5 separate regions of the Homo sapiens genome follow, and all the other regions are linked to region 2. Evidence: chromatin contacts called from ENCODE Hi-C or POLR2A ChIA-PET data. All regions are on one chromosome and are shown on one strand. The core of a region is the stretch at or near the end of the contact, and the rest is flanking DNA. Distances in the headings are between cores, read along the strand shown.

Evidence for each region. A loop is a pair of places that touch in the nucleus more often than their neighbours do. ChIA-PET counts read pairs that join two places held with the same protein, here RNA polymerase II (POLR2A). Pooled maps may share reads with other maps.
Region 1: a pooled map shows a loop between it and region 2 (4-fold over the local background). The contact joins the enhancer-like site here to the promoter of LMTK3 in region 2. A Hi-C loop is called at or near these places in 6 of 50 pooled maps. POLR2A ChIA-PET finds 5 or more read pairs at or near these places in 2 of 52 experiments (WTC11 and naive thymus-derived CD4-positive, alpha-beta T cell).
Region 3: a loop to region 2 is called in a map of CD8-positive, alpha-beta T cell, with 4 times the contacts of the local background. The contact joins the promoter of GYS1 here to the promoter of LMTK3 in region 2. A Hi-C loop is called at or near these places in 2 of 168 maps with a recorded cell type or tissue (CD8-positive, alpha-beta T cell and naive thymus-derived CD4-positive, alpha-beta T cell) and 7 of 50 pooled maps. POLR2A ChIA-PET finds 5 or more read pairs at or near these places in 2 of 52 experiments (Caco-2 and Panc1).
Region 4: a loop to region 2 is called in a pooled map, with 6 times the contacts of the local background. The contact joins the promoter of NUCB1 here to the promoter of LMTK3 in region 2. A Hi-C loop is called at or near these places in 5 of 50 pooled maps. POLR2A ChIA-PET finds 5 or more read pairs at or near these places in 4 of 52 experiments (B cell, WTC11 and activated CD4-positive, alpha-beta T cell).
Region 5: a pooled map shows a loop between it and region 2 (3-fold over the local background). The contact joins the promoter of BAX here to the promoter of LMTK3 in region 2. A Hi-C loop is called at or near these places in 2 of 168 maps with a recorded cell type or tissue (CD8-positive, alpha-beta T cell and naive thymus-derived CD4-positive, alpha-beta T cell) and 6 of 50 pooled maps. POLR2A ChIA-PET finds 5 or more read pairs at or near these places in 1 of 52 experiments (activated B cell).

Annotation. Positions count from the first base shown.
Region 1 is chr19:48,793,993-48,796,821 of GRCh38, forward strand. BCAT2 (branched chain amino acid transaminase 2) reads right to left here. Exons shown (of 11, transcript NM_001190.4): 9 at 2,586-2,726; 10 at 2,436-2,510; 11 at 1,072-1,472. The coding sequence ends at 1,434. Among named protein-coding and RNA genes, the nearest start is that of BCAT2, 16 kb to the right of the region's middle. RefSeq lists enhancers at 1-8, 1,241-1,310, 1,351-1,530, 2,128-2,763. Within about 2 kb of position 1,504, at least 36 of the 41 ENCODE cell types and tissues checked have a DNase peak (open chromatin) inside an H3K27ac peak, as active enhancers do.
Region 2 is chr19:48,510,511-48,513,210 of GRCh38, forward strand. It overlaps LMTK3 (lemur tyrosine kinase 3), which reads right to left and starts at 1,325. Exons shown (of 15, transcript NM_001388485.1): 1 at 991-1,325; 2 at 1-82. The coding sequence starts at 1,066.
Region 3 is chr19:48,991,888-48,994,592 of GRCh38, forward strand. GYS1 (glycogen synthase 1) reads right to left here and starts at 1,422. Exons shown (of 16, transcript NM_002103.5): 1 at 1,108-1,422. The coding sequence starts at 1,225. RUVBL2 (RuvB like AAA ATPase 2) reads left to right here and starts at 2,000. Exons shown (of 15, transcript NM_006666.3): 1 at 2,000-2,036. The coding sequence starts at 2,025. RefSeq lists enhancers at 979-1,118, 1,809-1,898 and a silencer at 1,329-1,688.
Region 4 is chr19:48,898,936-48,901,663 of GRCh38, forward strand. NUCB1 (nucleobindin 1) reads left to right here and starts at 1,377. Exons shown (of 13, transcript NM_006184.6): 1 at 1,377-1,437; 2 at 1,851-1,996. The coding sequence starts at 1,862. RefSeq lists an enhancer at 1-19 and a cis regulatory region at 1-553.
Region 5 is chr19:48,953,507-48,956,206 of GRCh38, forward strand. BAX (BCL2 associated X, apoptosis regulator) reads left to right here and starts at 1,369. Exons shown (of 6, transcript NM_138761.4): 1 at 1,369-1,456; 2 at 2,042-2,093; 3 at 2,181-2,327; 4 at 2,692-2,700. The coding sequence starts at 1,423. RefSeq lists enhancers at 1,048-1,616, 1,617-2,184, 1,634-1,843 and a silencer at 1,364-1,513.

The sequences.
Region 1 (2,829 bases), core at 254-2,753, 280 kb after region 2:
TGTGTGTGTGTGTGTTGGAGTGCAGTGGCATGATCTCTGCTCACTGCAACCTCTGCCTCCTAGGTTCAAGCGATTCTCCTGCCTCAGCCTCTCAAGTAGATGGGATTACAGGCACCCTCCACCACGTCCAGCTGGTTTTTTTGTATTTTTAGTAGAGATGGGGTTTCACCATGTTGGCCAGGCTGCTCTTGAACTCCTGACTTCAGGTGATCCGCCCACCTTGGCCTCCCAAAGTGCTGGGATTACGGGCATGAGCCACAGTGCCTGGCCTTTTTTTCAAGACAGTCTTGCTCTGTCACCCAGGCTGGAGTGTAGTGGCACAATCACAGCTCACTGCAGCCTCAACCTCCCGGGCTCAGGCAATCCTCCCACCTCAGCCTCTGGAGTAGCTGGGACTATACTCACATGCCACCTCACCTGGTTAATTTTCTGTATTTTCTGTACAGATGGGATCTCACTGTGTTGCCCAGCCTGGTCTCAAGCAATCCTCCCGCCTCAGCCTCCCACAGTGCTGGAATTGCAGGTGGGAGTCACCATACCCAGTCTAAACTCTTCCACGTTTAATCCCTCCAGCAGGTGAGAGTATCGTGCCTCACTCCACACCCACTAGGGTCCCGTGACTACAGTCCTGGCTGAGGGCACTGGGCCACGTCTGGGTGTAGAAAAGACCCTTTGGGCCAGGTAGCAGACTGCAGGCTGGAACAAGGGTGCCAGTAGAAGACAGCAGCTGAGCTGAGGCCAGGGCCTAGGGGACAAAGAGGCGGGGGAACGGACAGCAGAGTCGGGGGCAGGAGGAACAGGGATCGGGGCCTCGTGGGCTTTGAGAGAAAAGGATGCAGCACCTAGGGGTCCGGCCTAGAGACTGGGAGACGGGAAAGTAGGGGAGGAGCTGGTTGGTGGGGGGCAGATAGTAAGTTCAGTGCCGGAGACATGAAATGCTCCCCCAGGTTGGAGAAACCATCAGAACACTGGGGGCTCGGATGACTGAGTCCTTCAGAATAAAATGGGCTGAGGAAGCAGGATTCCTGGGTTAAAGCCCCAGAGTCACGTCACTGAAGAAGCCCGACAATGTGTGTTCTTTGGCATTTTATTTCAAAATTGCAGCAAAGACAGAGAAAAAAAAATCAACGGCAGCACCAGGGGTCTGGCCTGAGAACGGAGAGATCCGGAATCGGGGCCAAGGTGTATCCTTGACCGCACGACAAGGAGTAATGGGCGGACCTGAACCCGCGACGAGGGGCTGGGGGCCAAGATGCCTGGGTCGGCCCTTACGGCTTTGGGAGTGTCGCAACCACATGGGGGCGCCAGAGACCCAGACGCCGCCCGCTGGCCTTTTATTTCGTATTGCACTTCAGGTGAGTCATTGGTAGGGAGGCGAGTGCTGGCGTGACGAGATGCTACGGGTCGGTGGATCTGGAGCACAGCCTGCAGCTTCACACCGGGAACATCCACTCGTGGGCTCTGATTCCGTACTGCGGAACAACGGAGGCAGTGCGTGAGGTGGAAGCTGCACTACAACTCCCAGTAGGCCCTGGGGTGTTCCAGGCCGAGTGCCTACGGAGCTGTGCCCCAGCGGCTCACGGGAAATGTAGTCCACTTCCCAGAGGGCCCCAACAATGATGGGAACGGGGAATCAAGGCTAAGGCGGCGCAGAGGCTTCCGGGAGATGTAGTTCTGAAGACAGGAATTATGGCCAGGCCTCTAAGGCTCTTGGAAAAAGTCACTTTCAGCTCAGAAAGCCCAGATAGTCAGAGGATGTGTAGTTCTAGGTCCTGATGCACAAAAGTTTACAGAAATGTAGCTCTAGGTCTGGGAAAGGAGCCCAGAGATTCTTGGGAAAGAGATCTTGGCCCAGAAGATGGGAATACCCCCAGAGATTTATGGGATTAAACAGTCTGGTGCCAGAGAGGGGCCAAGGTCCAGAGGCTCATGGGAGGAAGCTTTCTCCGGCCAAAGGGATAGCCCAGGGCTCCAGGGAATCTTGGGAGGCCAACCTCTGAGATGGCCAGAGGGCTGGCTAAGGTCTCAGTGATTCATGGAAAGGGCCTTTCTCCCACCAGGGCACCCGGGGCAGCAGAGGATCACAGGGAGGGAGTTTCTCCCACCAGGGCACCCAGGGGCCTCAGAGGCCCACGGAGAGGGGGTTTCTCCTACCAGGGCACCCAGGAGCCGCAGAGGATCACAGGAAGGGGTTTCCAAAGCTGAAGACATATCCAGGGCTCCGGGAGCTCCCAGGAAAGGGTGATTTAGCCCCAAGGGGTTTTCCAGGCCACAGAGCAGCACAGAAAGCCCACTCTCCAGGGCCTCAATAAGAAAGGCCATTATCTGTTCCTGGTACTACTGAAGGAGGCTGGCTGTTAGTCCAGGGGCTCATGGGACACCAACTTCTCCAGGGAACAAGCTCCCAGCCCATTCCCCAGCTCCCTGCAGCTCACCTGGATCTCCTTCAGCTCCTTCTGGAAGCGGAGGATCAGCTCAGGCCCATTTTCCATGGTGGGAATGTGGAGGTTCTGGGACAGAAGGTGCGGTGAGGACCAAGCCCCTCCCCTCCTTCCCTCCCACCCACAATGGCAGCCCCGCCTCACCCTGTCTTTGTACAGGATTCGGTGCACTGGGCAGACCTGGCAAGCGGTGCCCGAGCCAAAGACTTCCCGCACGCGGCCCTCCTCCAGGGCCCGCAGCAACTGCTTCATGGTGATCGTGCGCTCCACCACCCGGAACTCACCCTGCAGGGCAGTTGGCAGAGACACGTGTCCCCAGAGGGTTGCCCTGCTGCAGACCTCCACCTCTCCCTCCCTGAGGATAGTGAGAAAGACAGAGGCCCAACGG
Region 2 (2,700 bases), core at 75-2,574:
ATGAAGGCCAGCAGGCCGGAGCAGGAAATGAGGACCACAGCGTAGGGAGGAGCCAGAGGAGCCCGGCCCAGGGCGAATCCATCTGTGGGCACAGGGCTGGGCTGGGGTCCCAGCTTCAAGTCCCTGGATACCGGAATCATGCCCCCTCCCGTCCCGGCACGTCTTGGACTACAACTCCCGTGATGCTCTGCGACCAGGGTCCCTTGGCAGAGGTGCAGAGTGGCCCAAGGCATTGTGGGAGTTGTAGTTTGGGGCCTTCCCAAGTGGTTGGATTGGGGGTGGGGTCTCTCTTCTCGTCCCAAACTGGGACCCCCGCCACCTCATCCCACCCCATCCCCTCACCCCAGGCTTGGATGAATTCCAATGAGGGTTGAAGGAAAGAGGAGTGATAGTGAAGTCTGGAGCTTGCAGAATTTAAAATACGCTCCCGTGGACAGCCTCATTACCCCTCGTTGGGGAGGAGGACTAGCTCTCAGCTGCAGGCTGGGAGAAGATTCTTGCCCCATGCTGGAACCCCCCAGTTTGTGGGGTTGAGATCTGTCTCTTTTAGGGACGCTTGGCGCACACCGATGTTCTCTATCCCCAGCCCAAGACCCAGAGAAGGGAACTCCGCAAGCCCTGGGTCTCTCCAGAAGCCAGAGACAGCCTCCCGTGTTGTGTCCCCCTTAGAAATAGTATTCCTGTCCTCTGCCCCCAATTCTCCCAGAGGCCCTGTCCTTCCCCTTCTTCCTGCACACACCAGCACAAACACATGCGTGCACGCATACACACATGTTGCCCAAACGGAGCCCCCTCCCCACCCAGCCCCCAGCCTCCCTCCCACAGGCCCTGCTGACAGAGGCACCGTCCCCGCCGCTCCGGGCCCTGCTGGGCTGCGGGAAGACGCGCACCAGGTGACGGGGCAGGACCCGCAGACAGACCCCTGGGCAGACAGCGAGGCCGCCGCGGGGGTGGGGGCCACCGGACAGACTGATGGCCCGACAGACTCACCGGGGTGGGCCGGGGACGCCAGGCAGCCGGAGGCGGAGACGGCCGCAAGGAGGATGAGGGCGCCGGGGGCAGGCATCTTGTCGAGGATGGCAGGGAGGTGGAGGTGGTGGCGGCTGGGGAGGAGGGGGGGGCGGGCCCTCAGCCCCCAGCCATGGGGACCCGCGCGACCCTGGCCTCCTCCCGGCCCAGGAGAGGGGCAGGAGACGCAGGACAGGGGGAGGGAGGGGCTGCTTGCTGGCTCAGGTACCCCCCTCCCCCTCTTTGAAGGGACAGACGGATGAAGGGATGGAGAGGCGGACAGAGGAGAGATGCTGGGGAGCCGGGGTTGCTGGGGTGGGGGGGAGAGGGTAGGATGGGGGGGGCGAGAAAGAGGGCCCCGCCCCCGAGGGCAGCCAGGATTGGGGGAGCAGAGAGCCTGTCACAGGAAGGGTGGGAGGAGGGAGGATGGAGCGTCGTCATGGCAACTGGCTCCCCCGTAGCATTGGCTGCCAGGAGGGAGGGGAGGAAATGGGAGGGGGAGGGACAGACAGGGACCGGCACACACTTGCAGCGGGGGTGGGGGGGCAGGGCCCACGGGTGCCTGGCCCGGACACCGCTGTGACATGCCACCAGCATGGACACATGTGCTACACGCTAAGATGCAGATGTCAGGCACGCGCAGCCCACACACAGCTGACACACGTCGCAGGGACCCTCATAGACAAGCGCATCACATACAAAGGTGGACAGCCATCAGCAGACGGGGACACGTACACGTCACACACAAAGACGCAGGGACCGCACTGGAAACGCACAGGCAGGCCAGCTTCCAGCACAGATGCACCCGGCCACGCAGGAACGTCAAAGCATCACAAAGACCCACACATGCCCCGGACAAAGTAAAGCCCCAGATCCACAGACGCACACGCCACAGACAAAGATCCCCACGGACACCACTGTGACATGCTGACACTCATAGTCACAGCCACGCAGACAGTCCCTAGACAAATGGGCAACAAAGAATACCCACAGACACAAGTATCACATACATGCACGTCACACAGACATGCACAGACAGCAATTGCACAGACACACGCAGACACACACATCACATGAACTAACATAGACACGGACACAGCAGCTACACAGAGACAGGCACATCACATACATGAGTACACAGAAACATAATACATGCATGTATACGGACACGTAACATGCATCACTCACACGGACACAAGCTTCACTCACATGGATACACACAGACACACTACATACACATGCATGCGGGCACACACAACTCATACATACAGGGCTACATAAATCACATGCAAAAATACACATAAATACACCACACACTGATACATACAGACACATATAACATGCACATATACACAGTCACACATACATAAGCACAGACATAGGCACACAGATCAAATACACAGACACACAGAGTTGCACACATCACATACCTAAACAGACATGGACACACACATCACAAATACACACACCTTTCACACAAGGTTACAAAGACACAGAACCCCACCACAGTCACACATCACATACATAAACACACACTGGCACACATAACACATACAAAGAGTCACACACCCACAACACAGACACAGACACGCGCACAGACACACGGGTCGCAAATACCCACGTTTCCCGTGCGGTTACGCAGACATTACACAACCACAGCACTTGCCTCATACAAAAGATACATGATCATAG
Region 3 (2,705 bases), core at 172-2,671, 480 kb after region 2:
TTAAATCGCAGCCAGGCTCCAAAACCCAGTGAGGGAGACCCCCTCATGGCCAATCCAGCTTCTCACCATTGCCCAAGAGAAGCCTGCATGGTCATTCCCTGCCCCCAGGGACCTTGCTGACCTGCCTCCCAATTTCCTCTCCCTGACTAGGGACACCAGCATGCAGGGCTCTGCCTCTCCCATGACCCTATCCCAGACCCAGGAGCCCCAGCCCCCAGCCTCCTCCCATCCTGGAGCCCAGGCCCTGGCGATACCCGGCTGGGTGTTCACGGGCCCCCTCTCCTCCTGGGAGACACAGTCCCTTTCTCCTCCAAGACCCAGCAAAGCAACCCCCCAGACCCTGCTCTTTGAGGTGTGAGATTGGCTTGTTCCTGGGGATTTCAGCCCCAGCCTTCTCCAAGGCCAGAACCTCAGCTTTCTGAAGCCCAAGACACAGAAATGCAGGCTCCTAGCCCCTCCCATCCTAGGGCCCAGCCTCTGACTAACTTAGGACTTCCCAGCCTTCCCCTATTCCAGTACGCATGTGTCCCAGGCCATGGGCTCCTCTACTCCTAGGAACTAATAGCTCAGGCCCTCAGCTCCTTCAAAGCCCAGGCATTCATTACAGTCTCCAGCCCGTCCCATCTTTATTCTTAAGCAGCCAGATCCTCAGGTCCTCCCACCGCCGCTCAGGCCTCCTATCTCCCAGTCAGCTCTCTCTCAAATCTGGAGTTTTATCCCCTAGACCATGCTGTTAGGGTCATAGGTCTGAAACCCCGGCAGCTTCCCAGGTTTGCACGCAGAAATCCCATCCCCCCATCCCCTTCCCTGTTCAGGACCCAGGTATCTAGTCTCTCGGAAGCCTGCCTCCAGGACCTAGGAGTCTCATTTTAGCGCCCTCTTCCCTAGGACCCAGAACCCGGGCTTCCAGCCTCCTTTCATCTTAAGTCAAACGAACCATCCCTCTCCCACCCACCTCCGGCTTCCCAGCCCCTCCTCAAGGACACAGCCTCCTTGCCCAGGTCACAAGGGTTCCCCTAGTAGCCCCGTCCTCCTACAACTCAGAGTTCCGGGCCCCCATCCACTACTGTCCTTCTCGTCAAGGGCCCCGACGCCTGGCGTGCTCACCCTTGTTAGCCACCTCCCAGGCCACTTCGAAGAGCACTGCGTTCTCCAGGTCGAATTCATCCTCCCAGTCCTCCAGTCCTGGCAGTGAGGACATGGACAAAGTGCGGTTTAAAGGCATGGCTGGCGCAGGAAGGGGGGCTCCGGGGATCTCCAGGTAGGGACCCCGGAGGTGTCTAGGGAATGCACCAGGTAGGGTGCGGGGCCGAGTAGCTGGTGCCCGACGGGAAGCTTGCAAGACGCTCGGCTTCCTATTGCAAGACCGCACCCCTGCCCCGAAGCGTTGGGACCTAGGCAGAAGGAGGCCGCAGCGTCACTGAGCCCACTGGCGCCCCTGCAGTGAAACCTCGCAGCCGCCAGGAGGCGGTGGCCGCCCCCCCCAGCCAGCGCCATTGGCCCACGCCCGGGGGCGGGGATTTCCGCGTGTCCTCATTGGTGGAACGGGTTGGAGTCGCTGTGTCCCGGCCCCGCCTCGGCCGTGAGACCTCCAGGGGGCGGAGCTTGCCGCTGCGCTTTACGGAAACGAGTGGCCTTCAGCTCTGTCAATCTGGAGCTGGAGGCCTCAAAGTGGGGAGGAGGAGGAGGGTGGGATAAAGAGGAAAGGAGCGTGGAGGACGTGTGGTTACTCAAAGAACAGCTAAGAATTTTGCAATCGGCCTGAGCGGGGCGGTGGTGGGGCTGAGCAAAAGGAGGAGGAGCCAGGAGACATTGGGAATGGACCCAGGAGTTCCGGACGCCCGTCTTCCAGCGCAGCCTCGGTGGGAGGGCGGGGCATAAAGTCCCGCCACGCCCCCACAATATTTACATATTTATGAGGAACCATCGAGATCTTTGAAGAACCAGCTAGCCTAGAGGAGCCAGAACATCTCGCTCCTCGCGCGTTTCCGTTTCCGCTAGGACTCTGGCAGTTGGTGAGCATCATGGCAACCGTTGTAAGTGTGGGTGCATGGAGGGTGAGGAGCGAGCTAGCAGTCTCGAGTTTGAGAGAGGAGGATGCTGGAGGCCCTGACTCCTGGGTCTGAGGGAGGGGGGATCTGGGGGTTCAGACTCCTGGGTCTGAAAGAGGAGGAAGCTCGGCCACCCAGATCTGGGGGAGAAGGGGACATGGGGGCTGGACTTCTGGATCTGAGGCGGGGAGGGGGCTGGGATCCCAGAATCTCGGGTCTGGCCCCATCATGCTATAGGAACTCCAACTTTCAAAATCATCTTGGCGCAACGGCCGGTTCCGCAGTCCTTGGCGCCAGTGTGTGATGAGGAGGGTTGTAGGACCTTGCGCTTCGAGCCATTTGGGAGCCTTGGATTGTTAGTGGTGCCAATGGCACTTGAGTTCCAAGCTGGAAGCACAGGCAGGTACCTGTTCAGTGTGTCTGAGAGCGCGAGGGCGCCTAGTGAGCCTTTAGTGGGAAGAAATTGTCGAGGAACAAGAGAGTCTTAGTGGAGAGGACTGAAGGATTAGGGACCCAGAAATCGGGATCTTGTCATGCTACCGTTTTGGCCATTTTCATATTTCCAGTATTTCACACGGGCTACGTCTCAGTGTAAATGCTCAATAAATTATCACTTGAATATTTGAATGAATGAATACATGTGAATGAAGGAGA
Region 4 (2,728 bases), core at 127-2,626, 390 kb after region 2:
GAATCCCCGTCTCTACTAAAAAAAAATATATATATATACACAAAAAAATTAGCCGGGCGTTGTGGCGGGCGGGCGCCTGTAGTCCCAGCTACTCGGGAGGCTGAGGCAGGAGAATGGCGTGAACCCGGGAGGCGGAGCTCGCAGTGAGCTGAGATCGCGCCACTGCACTCCAGCCTGTGTGACAGAGGTAGACACCGTCTCAAAAAAAAAAAAAAAAAGAGAGAGAGAGAGCGGGAGACCAGAGACCTCGCGGCCTCACTGTACACATCTCGCTTACAAGAAACTTAAAAGAGGCGGGGCGCAGTGGCTCACGCCTGTAATCCCAGCACTTTGGGAGGCGGAGACGGGGAGGCAAGATTGCTTGAGTCCAGGAGATCCAGATCCAGACCAGCAACACAGAGATTTTTTTTTTTTTTTGAGACGTAGTCTCACTCTGTCGCCCAGGCTGGAGTGCAGTGGCGCGATCTCGGCTCACTGCAACCTCCGCCTCCCGGGTTTAAGAGATTGTCCTGCCTCAGCTTCCTGAGTAGCTGGGATTACAGGCATGCGCAACCACGCCTGGCTAATTTGTATTTTTAGTGGAGGCGAGGTTTCTCCATGTTGGCCAGGCTGGTCTCAAACCCTTGACCTCAGGTGATCTGCCTGCCTCAGCCTCCCAAAGTGCTGGGATTACAGGAGTGAACCCCCAAGCCCGGCTTGACATCCGTCTCTTTAAAAAACAACAACAACAAAGTGTGAGAAGTGTGAAAGACAGAACGTTAAAAAAAAAAAAAGGCTAAAAAAGAATTAAAGATTTAAATATTTGTATTAAAAATTTAAAAAATATACATTAGCCAGGCATGGTAGTGTGGCCTGTGGTCCCATCTACTTGGGAGGCTGACGCGGGAGGATTGCTTGGGCCTGGGAGGTAGAGGCTGCAGTGAGAAGTGATTGCGCCACTGCACTCCAACCTGGGTGACAGAGCAAACCCTGTCTCGAATAATAAGAAGAAGAAGAAAGAAACTCATAAGAAAGGCTATGCAATTGCTACCGCGCTATAACTTCCAGGCACTTCGTGGGGCGAAAATAAATGGGAAAACTACAGCTCCCATGAGGCGAAGGGGCCACGATGCCCGCGGAAGTTATTTTTCCCCCGGCCGGCAGGGAGTTGTAGTTATCTTTGAAAGCCTTCTCTCTCTTTTGGCATAGGCGGGAAATGTGGCGTCAAGAGGCTGGGATTCCGAGAAAGAAGCGAGGCTTTCACGAAAATGCGAGCGGCTTCGGCAAGGGGCGGGGCCGCTGGACGTGGATGAAAGCTACAGAGCCAGCGTGGACCAATCAGACCTCTTTGGGGCGGGGCCTCTGTGGATAAGTGGGCGTGGTCTAGGGGGGAAGTCACCAAGAACGCACCGGAGGTCCTTGCCCGCCCTGGAAAACGCCCTCTGCGGTGAAGGAGAGGTGAGAGGCCAGGGTTCCCATACTCTTGGGTCCTAGGGAGGATGGGGGCCAGAGGGCTGGAAAACTGGGTCCCGGAGGAGGATGCACTGGGTGCCAGTACTTTAGGTCCTGGGAAAAGAGGAGGCTGGGACCCTGGACTCTTGGGTCTGGGGGAGGAGGCGGCCGAGATCCCGGATTCCTGAGTGTGAGAGAGGAGCGTGTTGGGAGCCAGGACCCCTGGGTCTGAGGGCCCAGACTCCTGTGTCGGAGGAAGGGAAGGCCGGAGGCCTGGAATCCTGGGGCCTGGGTAACAAAATGCTTGTGTCTTGATTCTTGGAAGTGGGGGCGGCGCTGGGGGCCCGAACTCCTGGTTCCAGGGGAGGAAGAGGCTTGGGACAGACATTATGCATTATCCAGCCCTCCATCCCCCACAGACCACACTGCCATGCCTCCCTCTGGGCCCCGAGGAACCCTCCTTCTGTTGCCGCTGCTGCTGCTGCTCCTGCTTCGCGCCGTGCTGGCTGTCCCCCTGGAGCGAGGGGCGCCCAACAAGGAGGAGACCCCTGCGACTGAGAGTCCCGTGAGTGGCCCTGCCCTGCTATCCAGCCAGGTGTTTGCAGTGGTACTACAGCTCCTGCAGACCCCGGTGCCCGTAGGGCGGATGCTCCAGTGACTTCCTGGCCCTACAGTTGTAGCTTGTTTTTTGCCCACCATTCCTCCCAGCAGCAGGGGTTTGACTTGGTGAAAAACTGGAGGTCCCTGACTCTGAGGTGTGGAAAATCTGCATCACGCCCCAACTAAACGTCTGTTTTTTTAAGATTCTCTCCACCCAAGAAGGAATTTGAAAACAAACAAACAAAACTACATTTCCCAGTAGCACCATGTTGCTAGTTCCCAGTAGCAGTTGATGTTGGCTAGCTGGGGTATTCTGACTTCATGGTGCTCTTGGGAGTTGTAGTTTAAATTACAGAAGGGCGGGTGAACTGCTTGTTTATTAATTCCTACATGTGTTTATCAAACCCAATAAAAGCTTTGGTCTTAAGGGATTTGGAACTTTGGAGATCCTGAAGGTCAGTGAGTGTCTTGTGGTCCGAATCTTCCTATAGCTCCCCATAAGGATAGGCTGGTCAGGCCAGGCGCAGTGGCTCATGCCTGTAATCCTAGCACTTTGGGAGGCCGAGACAGGCGGATCACTTGAGGTCAGGAGTTCAAGACCAGCCTGGCCAACATGGCAAAACCCCATCTCTACCAAAAATGCAGAAATTAGCTGGGCGTGGTGGCTCACGCCTATAATCCCAGCTACTCTGGGAGG
Region 5 (2,700 bases), core at 119-2,618, 440 kb after region 2:
CAAGTCTTATGTGTACAGCTCAATGAATTGTAAATATGTGTATACCCGGCCGGGCACAGTGGCTCACGCCTGTAATCCCAGCACTTTGGGAGGCCGAGGCAGGTGGATCACTTGAGGTCAGGAGCTTGAGACCAGCCTGACCAACATAGTGAAACCCCATCTTTACTAAAAATACAAAATTAGCTGGGCGTGGTGTCGCATGCCTGCAATTCCAGCTACTTGGGAGGCTGAGGCAGGAGAATTGCTTGAACCCGGAGGCAGAGGTTGCAGTAAGCCGAGATCGTGCCATTGCACTCCATCCTGGGCAACAAGAGCAAAACTCCGTCTCAAAATAATAATAATAATAATAATAATAATAATAATAATAATGTGTATACCCATGTAAACACCATTCAGATAAAAATATGGCATATTTGGGGCACCCGGGGAGTGTCTCTTGTGGCCCCTCCCCTCCATACCCTGCTGATCTATCAGCACAGATTAGTTTCTGCCACTTTTTAAACTTCATATTCCTTTTCTTTTTACACAAACACAAACATTCGAGTCATGACTGGGTGGGGTGGCTCAAGCCTGTAATCTCAGCACTTTGGGAGGCCAAGGTGCGAGGATCGCTTGAGTCTGGGAGTTCAGAGACCAGCCTGGGCAACATAGAGAGACCTCATCTCCACATAAAAAGTTTTAAAAATTAACCAGGGGCGGTGTAGTCCCAGCTACTCAGGAGGCTGAGGTGGGAGGCTTCAGCCCGGGAATTCCAGACTGCAGTGAGCCATGATTGGGCCACTGCACTCCAGCCTGGGCAACACAGTGAGACCCTGTCTCAAAAAAAAAAAAAAAAAAAACAGGAAAAAACAAACAAACAGAAAAGCAGGCCTGGCGCGGTAGCTCATGCCTGTAATCCCAGCGCTTTGGAAGGCTGAGACGGGGTTATCTCTTGGGCTCACAAGTTAGAGACAAGCCTGGGCGTGGGCTATATTGCTAGATCCAGGTCTCTGCAAAAAACAAAACCACTCAGTTTTTAGTCATCTATAACGTCCTGCCTGGAAGCATGCTATTTTGGGCCTCTGAGCTTTTGCACTTGCTAATTCCTTCTGCGCTGGGGAGAGCTCAAACCCTGCCCGAAACTTCTAAAAATGGTGCCTGGATAAATGAAGGCATTAGAGCTGCGATTGGACGGACGGCTGTTGGACGGCGCCACTGCTGGCACTTATCGGGAGATGCTCATTGGACAGTCACGTGACGGGACCAAACCTCCCGAGGGAGCGAGGCAGGTGCGGTCACGTGACCCGGCGGCGCTGCGGGGCAGCGGCCATTTTGCGGGGCGGCCACGTGAAGGACGCACGTTCAGCGGGGCTCTCACGTGACCCGGGCGCGCTGCGGCCGCCCGCGCGGACCCGGCGAGAGGCGGCGGCGGGAGCGGCGGTGATGGACGGGTCCGGGGAGCAGCCCAGAGGCGGGGGTGAGGCGGGAGGCAGACGGGCGGGAGGAGGGCGAGCCCCCTCGCCGGCCCGTCCGGGATCCTTCCTACCGGCCTGGGGCTGTGCGATCTCCAAGCACTGAGGGGCAGAAACTCCCGGATCGGGCGCTGCCAGCCTCCAGTCCCCTCCGTCCTCGGAGGTTCCTGGCTCTCTGATCCCCGTGTCCCGATCCCTGCCTCTCTGGCGCTCTCGGACCCTCGAGAACCAGGGGATCTCGGAAGCCAAGCCCCCGGGCAGGCCCGGGCTTGTCGCCCGCACCACTTCCTGCCTCTGGCACTGGTGGGAGGGGCGGGTCTCGCCTCTGCCCCCTCAGGCCAGGGGTCTGGATGCATATAGCGTTCCCCTAGCCTCTTTCCCCGGGGAGAATGTAGGATACAGGCCCAGCCTCCTGGCCTTTCTCCATCAGGGACTCAGTTGTCTGGGCCCCCCCGTCACTTTATCTGCTAGGGTCCCAGAAGTCCAGGGTCCCCAGCTCTGTCCTCCCTCAGGGGCCGTGAGTCTCCACAGTCTCCTGATCCCCTAGAACCCAAGAGTCCAGGTACCTCTTCCCTTCCTTTCTCCTCTAGGGCCCACCAGCTCTGAGCAGATCATGAAGACAGGGGCCCTTTTGCTTCAGGGGTGAGTTTGAGGTCTGATTATTGTGGCACAGATTTGAGGAGTGACACCCCGTTCTGATTCTGCACCCTCACTCCATCCCCACTCTAGTTTCATCCAGGATCGAGCAGGGCGAATGGGGGGGGAGGCACCCGAGCTGGCCCTGGACCCGGTGCCTCAGGATGCGTCCACCAAGAAGCTGAGCGAGTGTCTCAAGCGCATCGGGGACGAACTGGACAGTAACATGGAGCTGCAGAGGTGTGGGCCCCTGAGGACCCAGAAGTCCAGCCACTGGGCTCCTTCAGGACACAGGACTCTCAGCCCCGCATTCTCCTCCTCCCCTAAGAACTAGGAGTCTGGGCCCCACAACTCAGCGCAAACATTCCGGACTCCCAGCCCTCCTCTCTGCCAGGATCTTAAAACCCTCCTTCAGGGAGTCATTTTTCCCACCTTCCTAAATGTCTGTCTTGTCCCCTTCCCTTGTCCCCCGTTGGCCTGTTGCTTTTCATTTCAGCCTGGCTTGGGGCTCAGTCTCCTTATCTTTAGTGTGCGGTGGATGCGGGAATTTTCCACCATCAGCCTGATGCCTGCTCCCCGGCACTGGTTCTCCTCTCTCCTGCAGGATGATTGC